2 separate regions of the Homo sapiens genome follow, and region 1 is linked to region 2. A link is an interaction called in ENCODE POLR2A ChIA-PET data of the cell type or tissue named here. Cell type or tissue: PC-9. All regions are shown on one strand. Links, peaks and the distances in the headings refer to the core of each region. The heading gives the core; the rest is flanking DNA. Region 1 has its middle 78 kb from the start of SCG2. Region 2 has its middle 100 kb from the start of AP1S3.

The links. Peaks named below come from ENCODE experiments on the same cell type or tissue, not always from the same donor. Only the 100,000 strongest peaks of a DNase experiment are listed, where the experiment ranks them.
Region 1: POLR2A ChIA-PET joins it to region 2 with 11 read pairs; 6 of 35 experiments call an interaction of 5 or more read pairs at or near these places.

What each region holds. Positions count from the first base shown.
Region 1 is chr2:223,676,200-223,685,198 of GRCh38, forward strand. No RefSeq gene overlaps it. Among named protein-coding and RNA genes, the nearest start is that of SCG2, 78 kb to the left of the region's middle. In PC-9, for the core only: no CTCF peak of the experiment used is centred there; a DNase peak (open chromatin) is centred at 5,152; H3K27ac peaks cover 383 bases.
Region 2 is chr2:223,731,110-223,740,108 of GRCh38, forward strand. No RefSeq gene overlaps it. Among named protein-coding and RNA genes, the nearest start is that of AP1S3, 100 kb to the right of the region's middle. In PC-9, for the core only: no CTCF peak of the experiment used is centred there; a DNase peak (open chromatin) is centred at 4,912.

The DNA.
Region 1 (8,999 bases), core at 294-8,293, 55 kb before region 2:
ATGAACATTTCAATCATTTGAGCTTAGGATCATTTGAGCTTAGGAGTTTGAGATCAGTCTGGGCAACATAGCAAAACTGTCTCTACAAAAAATACAAAAATAGCCAGACATGGTGGTGCACACCTATAGTACCCACTACTCAGAGGCTAAGGTGGGAGGATCACCTGCACCCAGGAGGTCAAGGCTGCATGAGTGGTGATGGCGCCACTACATTCCAGCTTGTGTGACAAAGGAGAGCCTATCTCAATAAATACATAAATAAATAAAAGCTTGCATGAGAGAAAACTTTCCTGAGGTAACTCTATGACAAAACAAACAAATCAAACTCAATCAACTGAGATTATTACACAGCACATCTTAATTAGCAGAGGAGGAAGTTTAGCTTTAATGAAATGATGGGCTGCTTTAATTTCTAATTAATCCAAAAATTATCACTTCAAAAGACCAATCAACCATTCAGCCATGTTAGAGTTGGATGTTCCAGATTTAATTGTCAGTAGTCAATAGTTCAGAGCTTCCTAATAAGAAGTGGAAGAAGAAAAGCTTTCTATGGAGATCTACCGGGATTTAAACAACTGTCATGGTTAAGAGATTGATTGTTTTTTGTTTTTTGTTTTTTTTTTTGAGATGCAGTTTTGCTCTTGTTGTCCAGGCTGGAATGCAATGGCGTCATCTCGGCTCACAGCAACCTCCGCCCCCCAGGTTCCAGCGATTCTCCTGCCTCAGCCTCCTGAGTAGCTGGGATTAAAGACTTGCGCCACCACGCCCAGCTAATCTTTTTGTATTATTAGTAGAGATGGGGTTTTACCATGTTGGCCAAGCTAGTCTCAAACTCCTGACCTCAGGTGATCCACCCACCTCGGCCTCCCAAAGTGCTGGGATTACAGGCGTGAGCCACCGTGCCCGGCCAGGAGATTGATCTTTGGTAAGTATCCATAGGTTCCTCTGAATATTAATAAAAGGAAAGGTTCTCTATTGACTTCACAGCATCCCAGCTACTGACAACCTGGTAGGCCACATATCTAATTAAACGGACCATCCTGACTGGCTTGATCATGCCATGGTTTATCTGCTTGTCCCCAGTAGGCCGGTACCTGATATTCTGAGTGTCTTTGTCAGTTTGGGCTGCCCTAACAAAGTACTGAGTGGCTTATCAACAATGTATTTCTCACAGTTTTGGAGGCTGGAAATCCTAGATTGGGGGCCAGCATGGTGGGTTCTGCTGACGACCCTCTTCCAGTTTGCAGATGGCCAACTTCTTGTTGCATCTTCATGTGGCAGAAAGAAAGGGAGAGATCTCTCTAGGGTCCTTTTTATAAGGGCACTAATCCCATTCACAAGGGCTCTATACTGATGACCTAGTTACCTCCCAAAGGCCTCACCTCCACATACCATCACATCGGGGATTACATGTCAACTATGAATTTTGGGGAACACAAACCTTCAGTCCATAACATTGAGTGTATGTGGACAAGCGCATAGATACACATTTATAAATGACATCTTTAATAGTAGTAATAATTACGTCCTTAGTAACCACACACACATTGTGAGTTTCCATTAAATGGCAGTCACTGTGCTAAGTATTTCATGTGACTTGTCTCATTTAACAATTATTACAACTCTTCTGGTAGCTACTTTTCTTCTTCTTGTGTCCCAAATGAGGATGCTAAGGCTGCCAAGGTTAAGAAATTTATCCAATATTTTATAGTTAAAAACTGACAGAAATAGGACCCAAATCTCAGCCTAGGAATTCATTCACTAAACCTCAATTCCTCAATGTAGGAAGAGGTTCATTAATAATAATAATAATAATGGTTATTGCAGATAAAAATGTTTATACCTTTCCAGGCCCTGTTTGATATGTTTTGGATATTTTAACTGATTTAATCCTCACTACTATAACCCCCACTTTACAGATAAAGGAATGTATGGTAAAAAGTACAAAATAACTTGCCCAAGATCACACAGCAAGCAAATGGTAAAGATGGAATTCAAACCTAAGCATTTTGGCAGGGCGTGGTGCTCAGGCCTGTAATCCCAGCACTTTGGGAAGCCGAGGCGGGCGGATCACCTGAGGTCACAAGTTCGAGACCATCCTGGCCAACACGGTGAAACCCCGTCTCTACTAAAAGTACAACAACAAAAAAAAAATTAGCCAGGCGTGGTGGCAGGTGCCTGTAATCCCAGGTACTTGGGAGGCTGAGGCAGGAAAATCACTTGAATTCGGGAGGTGTGGAGGTTGCAGTGAGCCAAGATTGTGCCACTATACTCCAGCCTGGGCAACAGAGCAAGACTCTGTCTCAAAAAACAAACAAACAAACAAAAAAGCAAACCAAAGCATCCTGCTCCAGTGTCAGCCTCAGTCCTCTTCTCCACTGTACTATACTTCACAGTTCTTTAGAGAAACCCAAGAACCTTTTAGAGATTCTGGAAGGTCAAACTATTTTAATAACAATACTAAAGGACTATTTGCCTTTCTTACTGTCTCTCTCACGAGCACTATATTTGGAGTTTTCCAGAGGTTATATGATGTAAGAGATTGCCACAAATGTAGAAGAAAACATGAGAATCCTGCAGTCATCTGTTAAGCCAATTATTAAAGAGACACTGCTAACTGAAAAAAAAAAAACTACTCTTTGGGAAAATACAGCTATTTTTCACTTTAAAAATGTTTTTATGTTGACAAATAATGGGTTCATTATTGTTCTTCTAAAGGAAACAACAAATAAAGTGTTCTTAATTTTCATTTGCAATATGGTAGCGATAGATATAAATCATAAAGAAAAAACTCTTTGGTTTTTCAATAAGTTTTAAAGTGTAAAGATTGGTCAGAAACCCAAAAGTTTTCTAATGGCCACTAGGCTTATATACTATGTCTTTCCATGATAGCAACTAGTCATAGGGTTTTTTTGTGTGTTAAGATTAAATGAGGCCAGGCGTGGTGGTTCATGCCTGTAATCCCAACACTTTGAGAGGCCGAAGTGGGTGGATCACCTGAGGTAAGGAGTTCGAGACCATCCTAGCCTACATGGTAAAACCTCATCCCTACTAAAAATACAAAAATTATCTGGGCATGTTGGTGTGCACCTATAATCCCAGCTACTCGGGAGGCTGAGGCAGGAGAATTGCTTGAACCTGGGAGGCAGAGGTTGCAGTGAGCCCAGATTGCACCATTGCACTCTAGCCTGGGTGACAGAGTGAGACTCCATCTCAAAAACAAAACAAAACAAAAAACAAAACAAACAAACAAAAAACTCTTTGGGTTTTCAATAAGTTTGAAAGTGAAAAGATTGGTCAGAAACCCAAAAGTGTTCAAATGGCTGCTAGGCTTATATACTACACCTTTCCATGATAGCATCTGGTCATAGGGTTTTTTGTGTGTAAAGATTAAATGAGATAACCCATGTGAAAAGCTGAACATGGCCCCTGGCACATGGACAGTGTCAACATACGTTAGCTATTATTGTCATAGTTATTAGAGATGAAATAACCTGCCTGAGGCCACACTGTGACAAACTAGGGACATAAAAAAGTTGAAATTCTCTGCAATAATATAATAAGCTGCATTTAATAATGATTTAACAAACTAGATGATCAAATTCCCTTCCAGTGAGTAATGTTAAGTACCACAAAGAAGAGAGCTGTCCATAACTAACGCCATTGAAGAGAAAGATGATGGGTCATAGAGACTCCAGGCAGATGAACAAAGACCTGGATTCCAGGTGTGATACTTACAGTACCTAAATGTGTTACCACAGGCAAATCATTTGAAATCTCTGAATTATTGTGTTCATATGTATAAAATGTAAAAAATTATGTATCTCTCTCATCTACATTACAAGTATGAAATAATTTATGTGAAAGTGCTCTGAAGTATAAAATAGGGAAAGTGTGTTCTGCTCCAATTCTCATACCCAAATAAATCCCAGAGGGATTAAAATGTTACTGTAAAAAACACAAGCAAAAATTACTAGAAAGATATATAGGCCGGGCGCGGTGGCTCACGCCTGTAATCCCAGCACTTTAGGAGGCCGAGGAGTGCAGATCACGAGGTCAGGAGATTGAGATCATCCTAGCTAACATGGTGAAATCCTGTCTCTACTAAAAATACAAAAATTAGCTGGGCATGGTGGCACATGCCTGTAATCCCAGCTACTCGGGAGGCTGAGGCAGGAGAATCGCTTGAACCGGGAAGTCGGAGGTTGCAGTGAGCCAAGATCATGCCACTGCACTCCAGCCTGGGTGACAGAGTGAGACTCTGTCAAAAAAAAAATAATTATATATATATATATATATATATATATATATAGACATTTTAATATGAGAAAATTTATACAATTCTGGGATGAGGAGAATTTGTCAATGTGATGACAAAGAGAAAACATTTTACAAAAGTACTGAAGTTACCTCAAAAAAAGAGAAAATAGACTGAGCATGGTGGCTCATGCCTTCAATCTCAGCACCTTGGGAGGCCAAGTCAAGAGGATGACTTGAGCCCAGGAATTCAAGATCAGCCTGGGCAACATGGCAAGATCCTGTCTCTCCAAAAAAAATACAAAAATTAGCTCTGGGCGTAGTGGTGGGTGCCTGTGATCCCAGCTACTTAGGAGGCTGAGGTGGGAGGATCGCTCGAGCCCAGGAGTTCTAGGCTGCAGAGAGCTGTGTTTGTATCATTGCACTCCAACCTAAGCAGCAGGGCAAGACCCTATCTCAAAAAAAAAAAAAAAAAATGTTTGGCAGGGAGGAGAAAATCGCAGTGAATCTTTGTGAACTTGAGTTATACAATGGCCTCTTAGATATGACACCAAAAGCCAAAAGCACATGTGGAAAAAAGAAAAATTGGACCTTACCAAAATGACAAACTTTGTGCTTCAAAAGGTACCATGAAGAAAGTGAAAAACACAACTAAAACATGGAAGAAAACATTTGCAAATTATAAGTTTGATAAGTCTGGTGTCCAGAATATATAAAGAACTTTTAAAACTTGACAATAAAAAGACAAATAACCCACTTAGAAATGGGCAAAGGGCTTGAATAGACATTAATCCAAATAAGGTGTACCGATGGTCAATATGTGCTCCCAAAAATATGTTCAGCCTTATTAGTCATCAGGGAAATGCAAATAAAAACCACAATGAAATACCAATTCACACCCACTGGCATAGCTAAAATTAAAAAGCCAACTAATAACAGGTGTTAGCAAAAATGTAGAGAAATTGGAGCCCTTATCAACGCTGGTGGAATTGTAAAATAGCGCAGCCACTTTGGAAAACAGTTTGAACATTCTCAAAATGTTAAAACAAAGTTACCACATGATCCAGCAATTCTGCTCCTAGATATATACCTAAGAGAACTGAAATCGTATGTTCAAACAAAAACCTTTATTAAAACATTCATAGTAGGCCAGGCATGGTGGATCATGCCTGTAATCCCATCACTTTGGGAGGCTGAGGCAGGTGGATCACCTGAGGTCAGGAGTTCAAGACCAGCCTGGCCAACATGGCAAAACCCCATCTCTACTAAAAGTACAAAAAATTAGCCAGGCGTGGTGATGTGCACCTGTAATCCCAGCTACTTGGGAGGCTGAGGCAGGAGAACTGCTTGAACCTGGGAGTTGGAGGCTGCAGTGAGCCAAGATTGTGCCACTGGTACTCCAGCCTAGGCAACAGAGCAAGACTTTGTCTCAAAAAAAAAAAAAAAGAAAAAGAAAAAAAGAAAAGAAAACATTCAGAACAGCATTATTCACAATAGCCATAAGGTAGAAAAGCCCACACATCCATCTACTGATGAATGCATAAACAAAATATACATCTATACTGTAGAATATTATTTGACAATAAAAAAGACTAAAGTACTTATACATGTTGCAACATGGGTGAAACTTGAAAACATTATGCGAAGTGAAAGATGCCAGTCACAAAAGGCCACATTTTGTAGGATTCCTTTTATATAAAATGTCCAGAATAGGCAAATCCATAAAGACAGAAAGTAGATTAATGCTTCCAGAGGGTACATGGAAGGAGAAACAGAGTTTCTCTCCTCTGCTAAGCAGAGGAGTTTCATTTGGTGTGATGAAAAAGTTCTAAAATTAGATAGTAATGGCTGCACAACTCTGTGAATATACCAAAAACCACAGAAATGGAATGTAAATTATAACCCAATAAAGCTGCTGTAAAAAATGTACTGGAGTTTGTCCCTGGAAAAACATAGCTTCAGAAAGGCAGAAGTCATTTTAAAAGTAAAATATTTTTTAAATGGTGGGAAACAAATTGTGTAATTGACCTTAATGTAGTGTTAATGTCTTCAATATATAAAGCACATTTATAAGCCAATAAGAATGTATTAGTCAGTTCTCATGTGCGAATAAAGACATACCTGAGCCTGGGTAATTTATGAAGGAAAGAGGTTTAATAGGCTCACAGTTCCACATGTCTGGGGAGGCCTCACAATCGTGGTGGAAGGCAAAGGAGAAGAAAGTCATGGCTTACATAGCAGCAGGCAAGAGATCTTGTATGGGGAACTCCCATTTATAAAATCATCAGATCTTATAAGAGTTATTCACTACCATGAGAACAGTATGGGGGAAACCGCCCCCATGATTCAATTATCTCCATCTCCACCTTGCCCCACGATTGACACATGGGGATTATTACAGTTGAATGTGAGATTTGGGTGGGGACACAGCCAGACCAAATCAAAGAGAAAAAGGTAACATCTGAAATGAAAATGGGCTGAAGATATTAATATAAAGTTCATAAAAGAGGAAATATGAATGATATAAACACATTAAAATGCTCATCTTGACTTATAATAAAAGGACAAATTAAAGTGACATGTTTTTTGCTTACCAGATTGACCAAGATTACAAATACTAGTGACCCTGTAGGCTGGTACATGGGGCTGGATGTATTCTCATGCAATGCAATTGAGAGTTTACACTGATATAGTTGTCTGAAGGCCAATTTAGCCATATATTTAGCCATACAATTTAGCCAAACACTCATACATTTTGATCTTATAGTTCTATAATTTCATGCTAAGGAAATACTTGGGTGTATTAGCAAAGGTAAATGTGTAAAAATATTTGTCAAAGTAAATGATAGAAAAATACTAGAAAAATCCTACATGTTAAATAATTGGAATAGGGATATATAGTTTTACCTATACAGTGAAATTCTTAGCATCCAGTTAGAATAAAGATATTACTCATATTTATTGATATAGAGGTGTGGTCATAGTATATTGTTAGCCAAGAAAAGTAGGTACAAAATTATATACAATCTGATATTAAGTTTGTAATATATATTTTTATTGATATTAGATATGTATGTATAGTATAATTGTGTATTTATAAATATATTACTGTAAATTATATATTCATTATAGTCTTACAATTATATTTATATTCTAACATTTATATTATTATTTATAGTTATATGTTATATATTTATATGTATGTGGAGAAAAGTCTTAAAGGATTTTCATAAAAATATTAACAGTTGTCTTTGAATGATAAGATTTGGGGTGAGGCCAGGCACAGTAGCTCACGTCCGTAATTACAGAACTTTTGGAAGCCAAGTGAGAGGATCGCTTGAACCCGGGAGTTCAGGACCAGCCAGGGCAGCATAGTGAGGTCTTGACTCTACTAAAAAATAAAAAAATAAAAAATAGGTGGCATGGTGGCACACACCTGCAGTCCCAGCTACATGGGAGGCTGAGGTAGGAGGATCACTTGAGCCTGGGAGGTCAAGGCTATAATGAGCTATGATTGTGCCACAGCTCTCCAGCCTGGGCAACAGAGCAAGACTCTGTCTTAAAAAAACAACAACAGAAAGATCTGGAATTTTTTTTCCTAAATTCTTATTTCACTTACCATTTTTGCACAGAATAGACAATTTGAATATTTTATATTTTTAATAGAACTGTAAGCAGATTTTAGAGCCCTTTGGAGAAGCACTTAGGCTTTTGACAGAGTCAGGCTGTATTAAAACCCTTTGCTCAATGACTCTGGACAAGTCACTAACCTCCCCAAGTCTTAATTATCTCAGTAGCCACCTCATAAAGTTGTCATTAGTGAGACAAAGTATTTTAAGGTCTTAATACAGTGCCTATGTATAATAAGCACTTAGTGGCTGTTATTCTTGTTTTTATAATTATCATTATCAATATTAAGGAAGATTCTCCATTGTTTATAAATACAGAACTTTTAATTATCTACACATACATATGGCAGGACCATGCCACATGGGGGATCCCTTAGTCCAAAGAGCTAAACATCTGCCCACTCCCCTCGAGAGGAAGAAATTTTTCTCAAGCAACTACATTCTGTTGTCACGACAGGACATTTTTCATTATAATCACATAATAACTATTAGTTATGTGTCTCAATGATAACATCAAAGCATATTTAGCTTGTAGCTTAACTGTGCTACCAGGTAGAAGAAATGAAAAATGATAGAAAATGCTGTTGCCAAATATAAACTATTTCAGAAACATAAATGAAAAACCAATAGCTATGTGGGCTAACCATGGAGTTAATTATCTTTTGTAATATCAGGAGACAATGATATAATAATAGGTTATGACAAGTTAAATATTGCTATATAACAAAATACAATATCATAGGATAGTATTCTTATAATATAAAGTATATATATTATAATACAATAATAAATATAATATAATAATATAAGAAATAAGGTGTTTTTCCAAGTTCCAAGAAACTGGATTTCAAATCAATCTGTGAACTCTAACAGATTTCTAATCTGGGGGCAGGACAGTGTCATATTATATAAAAATTGTGCTGTATTTTATGTTAACATTTTATATTTCATTATATATCATACTATCTATATTACATGTAGAATTTCTAGGTTCTAGCAGTATAACCTGTTGTTAGGCATTCTAACACTCATTTAATTATTTCTCTGTTGCAAACTTTTAAAGAATATTAAAACACGTACATCTGGCCACATCTTAGAGGAAGTGACTTACTG
Region 2 (8,999 bases), core at 495-8,494:
TTGCTTTTACTACTTTGCCCTTTAGAATAGGGACTGACTTCAGTACCGACCTCAGACGAGAAGTTCACTGTCTGGTGATCTCATTACTGTCACAGATGCTGTTTCCACTCTTCTAATGAGGCTTCATTTAAACAAGAAATGGGCCTTCATTTGTTTAATGAGGCCCATTTAAACAAGAAGAAGGAGAAGGAAGAGAGGAAGAGGAAAGAAAAGAAGAAAGAAAATAAAGAGAAGGCTGAAAACAACAACAACAAAAAAACTCTGCTTTAAATGTCCTCTGCACTGGGAGTCACAAGTGAGGGTGTTTTTTAACCTTAGGTAAAGATACCTTTAATAAAAGGTTCCTTGTTCCTGGTTCACCCAGATAAAAGCAGATCAAAAAAGCCAGTACAAGAGGGACAGGCCAAAATGAAAGCTTGTTAGAAAATATGAGATAAATTTTTGGCCATGTCTTCTATAAATTGCCTGGGGCTCTCGACACTATATTTAGCCTCCTGAATTCAAGTCTATGCCCTAAATACAGTAACTAAGAGGAGGAGCCTGATGTAACTGACATACAGGCTGCTGAGTATCTTTGAAGGGTATAATTCACACATCAATACCAGTCATTCCCATTTTTCTGCGTCACTCACTCTCCAGGGACAATTTTAAATCATCTGTGGGTAGACAGTTCAGCCAACTAAAATTTAAAATGTTCATAAAATAGCTCCTGTACAAATAAAACCAATGCCCATAAGGACATCTTATTCTCCTTTTTGGGCCTCTTTCTCTCTATTTGCTTCCTCCTTTAGCACATAGTAATAGTCATTCATCCCAGAATGGGCTCACCAGATCCTGATTACGTACTCATACCTTCAGAAAATGTTTAGTGACCATTGCCATGCACCAGGCCTTTATGCCAAGCTCTAGGGATACAATGATAATCAACATAGAGCTCCTGATCTCAAGAAAATCATAGTCTAGAGGAGAATACAGATAAATAAGCAGTCAATATTAAAGAGCTGAGATAGGAAAGCACTAGAATAGTAGGGAAGCACCTAACCATTAAGTGCTGGTAGGCAGGTGTATTAGTCTGTTCTCACGCTGCTAATTAAGACATATCAAAGACTGGGTAATTTATAAAGGAAAGAGGTTTAATGGACTCACAGTTCCACATGGCTGTGGAACTTCTGCCACGTCTCACAATCATGGCAGAAGGCAAATGAGGAGCAAAATCACATCCTCAATCACATCATGGCAGCAGACAAGACAGCCTGTGCAGGGGAACTGCCCTTTATAAAACCATCAGATCTCCTGAGACTTATTCACTATCATGAGAACAGCACAGGAAAGACCCGCCCCCAAGATTCTATTACCTCCCACCGGGTCCCTCCCATGACATGTGGAGATCAGGGGAGCTACAATGCAAGATGAGACTTGGATGGGGACAGAGCCAAACCATATCAGCAGGAATCAGGGAAGGCCTCCTGAAGATAAAAAGAATTTAATGTCAGCGTTTTATTCAACAAATATTTCCTGAGCACCTACTTTGCATAAGCACTGTTACAGACCCTAAGGAGACAGTAATGAATAAGACAAGATCCCTGCCCTAGAAGAGCTTATTGAAAGAGACTGACAAAAAAGGAACAATAATTATATAATATAGCTTTAGGTAGTGATAACTGCCAAAAGCAACTAAAGCAAAGCAAGAAAGTAAAGAAAGATAAAGAACATAAAATAAAATACAGTGCATTTTATTTAAAAGTTTAAAACTAAAGAAATAGAAAATGATGAAACAGTCAGGAACAGTCACTTTCAGTGGGAGGCATTCAAGCATAAAATGGAGTCAAACAAGGAAGTCAACCATTGGCTCTTTTTCTTTTAATTTTTAGAAATGGGATCTTGCTATGTTGCCCAGCCTGGTCTCAAACTCCTGGGCTCAAGAAATCTTCCCACCTCAGCCTCCCAAAGTGCTAGGATTATAGGCGTGAACCAGCAAGCCTGGCCAATCATTAGCTCTTTATTGCCAAATGGTGTCTGTAACAAGCCATCCAGAAGCCTCTGTGAGGTACAACACTGAGCTCGTACTGCCCACACGTTTAGGGAGCTTGGCTGGGTGGCTCTGCTGATCTTGGCTGATCTTGGCTGGGCTCACACACAAGTTATTGACGGAAACCAATGAAGCTAGAGCAAGACCGACACAGGGGAGAACAACTTGAGGCTAGAGAGGGTGGCAGGAGCTAGATTAACATAGGGAATGGTAAAGAATTGGAATGTGAGTTAAGGTGTGATGGGAAGCTTTTGGAGATTTTTGAGAAAGGAAGAGGCATGATGTGATTATTGTTTGAAAAAGATCACCTTTTTAACAACAGGATAGGTCATAGTCAAGAGTGGAAGTGACGAGCTAAGGGACCTTTATTATTACAAAGGCAATATTTTGGCAATAAATGTTGGTGGCTTAGACTAGAGTAGCAAAGGCAGAGGTGACGGAAATGTCAGTTTTTTATTTTTTATTTTTATTTTTTTTGAGATGGAGTCTTGCTCTGTCACTCAGGCAGGAGTGCAATGGCACGATCTTGGCTCACTGCAACCTCTGCTTCCTGGGTTCAAGCAATTCTCCTGTCTCAGCGTCCTGAGTAGCTGGGACTACAGGTGCCCACCACTATGTCTGGCTAATTTTTATATTTTTAGTAGAGACAGGATTTCACCATATTGGTCAGGCTGGTCTCAAACTCCTGACCTCAGGTGATCCACCCGTCTCAGTTTCCCAAAGTGCTGGAATTACAGGCTTGAGCCACTGGGCCCAGCCAGAAATAGTCAGATTTTTAAAAAATAGTTTGAAGATACATCCAGCAGATCCTAAAGGTGGACTGCAGGTGGGTCAGTAAGGGAGAGGATAATCCAGCCCCAGAAGTGGATTCTGTAGGCTGGACTTGCCAGGCACCCCTACAACAACATATAGTAGATTTCCTTGGTTGCCACCAGAGAGTTGCCCAGAGAAGTGACATTGCCCTGTTCTGCCACTCTGACAGCTGTCACCAGCAGATTCAATATAAGATGGCCTATTCTTCACCCCTGGCTGCCAGTGGGGCCCAAAAAGATGTGAGCAGGCTCAAGGGTTGGCAGTCTTGGGCTTGAATCCAGTCCCTCCCAGCTACCAGCAGTGTGGGCTTTGCAAAGCTTCACCTCACTGAGTCCCAGCCTCCTCTTTAAAGTAGGAGTAATACAATCTACAATACAATAAAGTAGGGGTAATACAATCTACTTCGCAGGTCCATTGCGAGGACTAAGTTGAAAAACTCTATAGACAAGCACCTACCAGGATGCCTATACTCTCCCACATTGGATACCACCATTAAGTGAATGAAGGCAGCCATCTCCAGGAATCAGTAGTTCTGTGAGCTGTTTAATAAGTACTTGCTGGAAAAATATTTCTGGCACTCAAATACAATTATGAAATGCCAAGTTCAAAGGTCTCTTTACAATAGGAGTTTCCAGAATCTGCAATGGGCTAAAGATGTGCTGTGATTCTCCATGAGAAAGAAGAAAGTATGCAAATTTGCTGAATGTTTCTCAGGTATTTTCATAGGACCCTTATTTTCTTAAATATCTCCTGAGATGACTTGGACATTTCACATCTTGGAAAATAGTGGTGTTAAAGCTTTGTGGGTTTTTTTTTTTTTAAGACAGGGTCTCACTCTGTCATCCAGGCTGGAGTGCAGTAGCATGATCTTGGCTCACTGCAATCTCCACCTCCTGGGTTCAAGTGATTCTCCTGCCTCAGCCTCCCAAGTATCTGGGATTACAGGTGCCCATCACCATGTTCAGCTAATTTTTTGTATTTTTAGTAGAGACAGGGTTTCACCATGTTGGCCAGGCTAGTCTTGAACTCTTGACCTCAAGTGATCTGCCTGCCTCAGCCTCCCAAAGTGCTGGGATTATAGGCATGAGCCACCACTCCCGGTCAGTATAAAAGCTTTGTATTTCAAGCCCCAAGTGTTTAGCAGAAATAGCCATTGGGCCACTTGCCCTCTCTGAAGGGAAGTGCATGTAACAGGATCCAGTCCCCACCTTCAGAGCTGCCAGGAGTGGCAGTTCAGAAAAGTGGAATCTGAGGCCAAGTCTAAGGGGTCAAATTTCAGGCAAAAATGCTTGAGCAACATGGAACTGAGAAAAGAAGGCAAGCAGGGAGTCTGGCGTTGGAGGCCAGAGAGCAGAGGTGGGAAACCAGAATCCCAAATGTAGAAACAGCACAACAAAAGAGAAGAGGGAGAATGGAAAGGATGGTTGAACAGAGGCCAATAAAAAAGGAAGGAAGTTCAATCTTAGTTCAAAGCAAATATTGTGACTGTGGGAACGTGGCCCTCTTCCTCCTATCCTTGGCGTGTTCTATCTGGGCTAGGGGCAGGGCCTGAAGAGGCAAGTTCTGATTAGATAATTGAGATGTTTGCATGGACTTGCCAACTGGACAGAAATGGGTTCGTGCCAGGGGTATCTCTTTTGGAGCACCAAACATGTGGAGGCCCCAGGGAGAGGCTAGGGGAGGTAGGATCCAAGCAGGAATGCTCAGAGGCCATTGAAGGACCCCAAAGATGAATAACTTGTTTCTCACTGTTGCGTGAGGTTAGCCCTGCTTGGCCTGAAGCTCTAACCTCTTACTGTAGGTCACGTGTTCATAGAGGAGCCCTGTGCAGGACCCTCAGTACCTCTAAGGACACCTAGGACTTTGAAGTTCCCGAAAGACACACCCACATCTCTGTCTTGCCCTCCTCCTCATGTTCAAACTTCCATTCCTCCATTTTGAGCATCTTCTTGGCCAATCTAAAAACACACAAAAATCAATTTTAAAAACATCATGAGCCAGGAATTTGGCCTTTACTCAGATGTTTCTTTGGCAAAGTTCCTCAACATGTTTGTCATCAACCAACTCACCACTTTCCTGAACCAGTTTTTTCTGTGACTGCAGAGTGTATGCTTCAGAAGAATGTCTGCTATCACTGCATCAGCTCAATTCCACTCAATCAAGTGCTCATCACTGGATCTGGCTGACGTGTGTTGAAAATTCTCTAATTGTCAGGCATTGAACCAAGCTCTGACATGCTTTACTTAATTTATTTAATTCCCACATCCCCACAACAAACTTAAAAAGAAAGGAGGAGGTAATTTTTTTTCCAGTTTCACTGATGAGAAAACTGTGAAGTTGGGAAAAACCCAAGTTCCCACAGAGAGTAAGTGCCTGAGCTGGGATTCTAACCCAGATCCAAGTGCACAACCTTACACAGGATGTTAAATAAGAAATCCTAGTCCAGTTCCAATGCTGAACTGGGAATCTGGAGGTGCGGGTTCCGGTTCCAACTCTACAATTTGCTTTCCAGTGGCAAAGTCACTCACTGGGCCCCTTTCTCCCTTAAAACAGAGGCATGGGGTTATGAGATGCATACTGAAAGCCCTTTCAGTGACAGACTAGTCTATGTCTGTAGATTGTAACAATCATTAGTCCCTGTGCTCGTTTTTCTAAAATTAATGCACCCACCCCATCTCATCTTGAATTGTAGCTCCCATAATTCCCATGTGTGGTGGGAGGCACCCGGTGGGAGGTGATGGAATCATGGGGGCGGTTTCTCCCATACTGTTCTCATGGTAGGGAATAAGTCTCATGAGGTCTGATGGTTTTATAAGGGGTTTCCCCTTTCACTTGGCTCTCATTCTCTCTTGTCTGCCACCATGTGAGACGTCCCCTTCACCTGCCACCATGATTGGGAGGCCTCCCCAGCCACATGGAACCTTGAGTCCATTAAACCTCTTTTTCTGTGTAAATTACCCAGTCTCGGGTATGTCTTTATCAGCAGCATGAAAATGGACTAATACATAAAGGTTTAGGATTTTTTTTCTTCTATTCAGTTTTTTGAGGCAGTCTGGGGCATTTCCCTGGATTCTTTTCATTCTGTTTTCATTCCCAGGATCCATCTCCCTTCCCCAAAGCACTCTCATTTTCTTGAGGGTGACTCCTACTCTGACCTGTGGGGTGTGGGGCAGGCACTTGGCAGTAGGGTACTTCTGGGCATCTGCCTCCCTCCACAGACATGGAGGAGTGCCTTCATCTACCCTGGATGGCCAGGGCTGGGCATGACACCATACCAGAGTCATTCCGATTTAAGCTCACTGACCTCAGGACACTAGACACCATGGGTGATCTCAGATCAAATCTTGTGGTGCTTTGGGAGCTACAGTTCAGGGGTAGCAGAAGCTACATTACGTGGTATGGCATCTGTGCTGGCTGCAGCTTCCTAGCTACACTGCTTCTGTAGAGTGACTTCGGCTGCCGACCTGCAGCTGAGCTCTCTAGAGCTGCCCTGGGCCCTGCCCTTTTCCCAGTCTGGTTTTCTTGACTCCTCATCAACGTGATGTGCTTGCTAATGTCGTTTCAGTTCTTCTTCCCTCTCCTTTCTCTTTCTCCTTTCCTTTCTCTCTTTCTTTCCTTTTTATATTAGAGCCATTGCTTGCTATCAAGAACCCTGGGTAATACTACTATTTAGGTTTGAGTTTACATGTCAAGTATATCTTGGTGTTTGAGATATTTTTTCCACCGATTCTTCTGAAACTAATCTTTTAAAATTACCTTCAAATTCACTTTATAAATCATACACACAAAGCTGGTCTCATTAAATTGACATGCCTTATTTTTACCTAAAAGGTTTTCACCTAAGTCAATCATCCACCATATTTCTCCAGGCGTCACTTCAAGAGACTGCCAAATACCAAGCTGCCGACCAGTGATTTGGCTGCCTCACCAGCTGGCAGGCAAGTGAGAAAACACTGCTCTAGTGGTCGTTTCCTAGGGTCAGTTTTGGCTTGAAATTGAGCCCCCTGCAGACCTCTCCCATCCCAAGGTTGCTGCTCTATTACAAACTCATTCATTTCTTCCATTAGCGTAATTCACCCAGGTCCTTTCTGTACTTAAGGTATTACTAAATAAGGGATGTATGAGCAGACAAATGGATGAAGGACTAAATAAAAGAACAATTTTTCCATCTTTCCTGGATCTTAAACTCAAACATTTGAAAAATGTTAACCATGATCCAGCCCTGGTTTAATTAACTCCTAGTTCTTTGTGTGTGAGGTGTCTGGCCTAAATACAATCTCATCCACTGGAATTATGAAAGGGATCCTTGGAAGCAGTTTCAAGAACTCCATTGTGCTGTGGCACTGTAAATATCTCTAACATGAGGGGAAGAAGTGGGCACATTGATGTAATGGCCAGAAGTATAAGGCCTTCACATGATTTCTAGATTTTTTTATTTTTTTATTTTCTTCCGAGACAGAGTCTTGCTCTGTTGCCCAGGCTGGAGTGCAGTGGCATAACCTCAGCTCACTGCAACCTCTGCCTCCCGGGTTCAAGCAATTCCCCTGCCTCAGCCTCCTGAGTAGCTAGGATTACAGGCGCACGCCACCACGTCTGGCTAATTTTTGTATTTTTAGTAGAGACGGGGTTCCACCATGTTGGCTAGGCTGGTCTTGAACTCCTGACCTCGTGATCCGCCCACCTTGGCCTCCCAAAGTGCTGGGATTACAGGCATGAGCCACCACACCCAGCCAATTTCTAAATTTTTTTGCTTGTCTACCAAATTAAGAAAGAGAGAGAAAGGAGAGAAAAAGCAAAAACCAAATATAAACCAAGCTAGCCTTCTCCATAAACTGACATGTTTTTAAACTTCAGAAAAAAAATTATATTAGAATAATAGATATAGCAATAGAAATATACTTGAGAGGTTTTTGTTTGTTTTTGGGAAAAAAGAATCTAGAAATTGTAGAGTCAATTCAACTCAACATATTAATACAACAAGTATTAATTGGAAAACTACTATGGATTTATTCATTTGTTCTTTCATGCAATAAAAATCTGCCCCTAGGACATGCCCTACTGTGAGCTATGGGTACCGAGAGACCAGTTCCTGCCTTCTGGGGTGCCTCAGAGTTTAGTGGGGGATTAGATACATACACTGACACAACAGCTACTTAAGAACTAAGTTAGCAGAACAAAAAAGAAGCAGCACCCTCCTTTACCTGGGAAGGTTGAGAGAGTGATGCTGGGTACTAAAGATGAAAAGGTATCCTCAGGCAGGTAGAAAAGGGACCTGTATTAGTCCATTTGCATGCTGCTGATAAAGACATACCTGAGAGTGGGAAGAAAAGAGGTTTAATTGGACTTAGAGTTCTACATGGCTGGGGAGGCCTCAGAATCATGGCGGGAGGTGAAGGGCACTTCTTACATGGCGGCAGCAAGAGAAAAATGAGGAAGAAGCAAAAGCAGAAACCTCTGATAAACCCATCAGATCTCATGAGACTTATTCACTATCATGAGAACAGCACAGGAAAGACCAGTCCCATGATTCAATTACCTCCCCCTGGACCCTCCCACAACACGTGGGAATTCTAGGAGAAACAATTCAAGTTGAGATTTGGGTGGGGACACAGCAAACCATATCAGGACCTTTTGGGACCCTACTGCATGCCAGGCTCTTTACTAAGCAGGGTTCTAGCTACTGCAGATATGGAGTTTCTGCCCTCAAAAAGTACACATTATAGAGAGGGAGAAGACAAATGCAATAAATGCATGAATACATGAACAAATAGGTAAGCAACAAAACAAACCAATGGAATAATTTCAAATAAAGTAAGTGTTATAAAGAAAATAAAACAGGGTTATGGGCAAGACAGTGACAGTGGGGAGACAGATTGCTACTGAACTGGGGTGATCAAGGAACAGCTCTCTGAGGAGGTGATGTACAAGCTCAAACATACAAAAATGCAGAAAGAAGAAAACACATCCTATGTTAGGGACACAGCTGGATGTGGGGTACTGGGATCAGAAAGGAAGGAGAAAGCATGAAAAGACCTAGTTCTTAATGAGAACACATGGACACAGGGAGGAGAACAACACCCACTGGGGCCGCTGAGCGGGGGTGGGGAGGGAGAGCATCAGGATAAATAGCTAATGCATGTGGGGCTTAATACCTAGG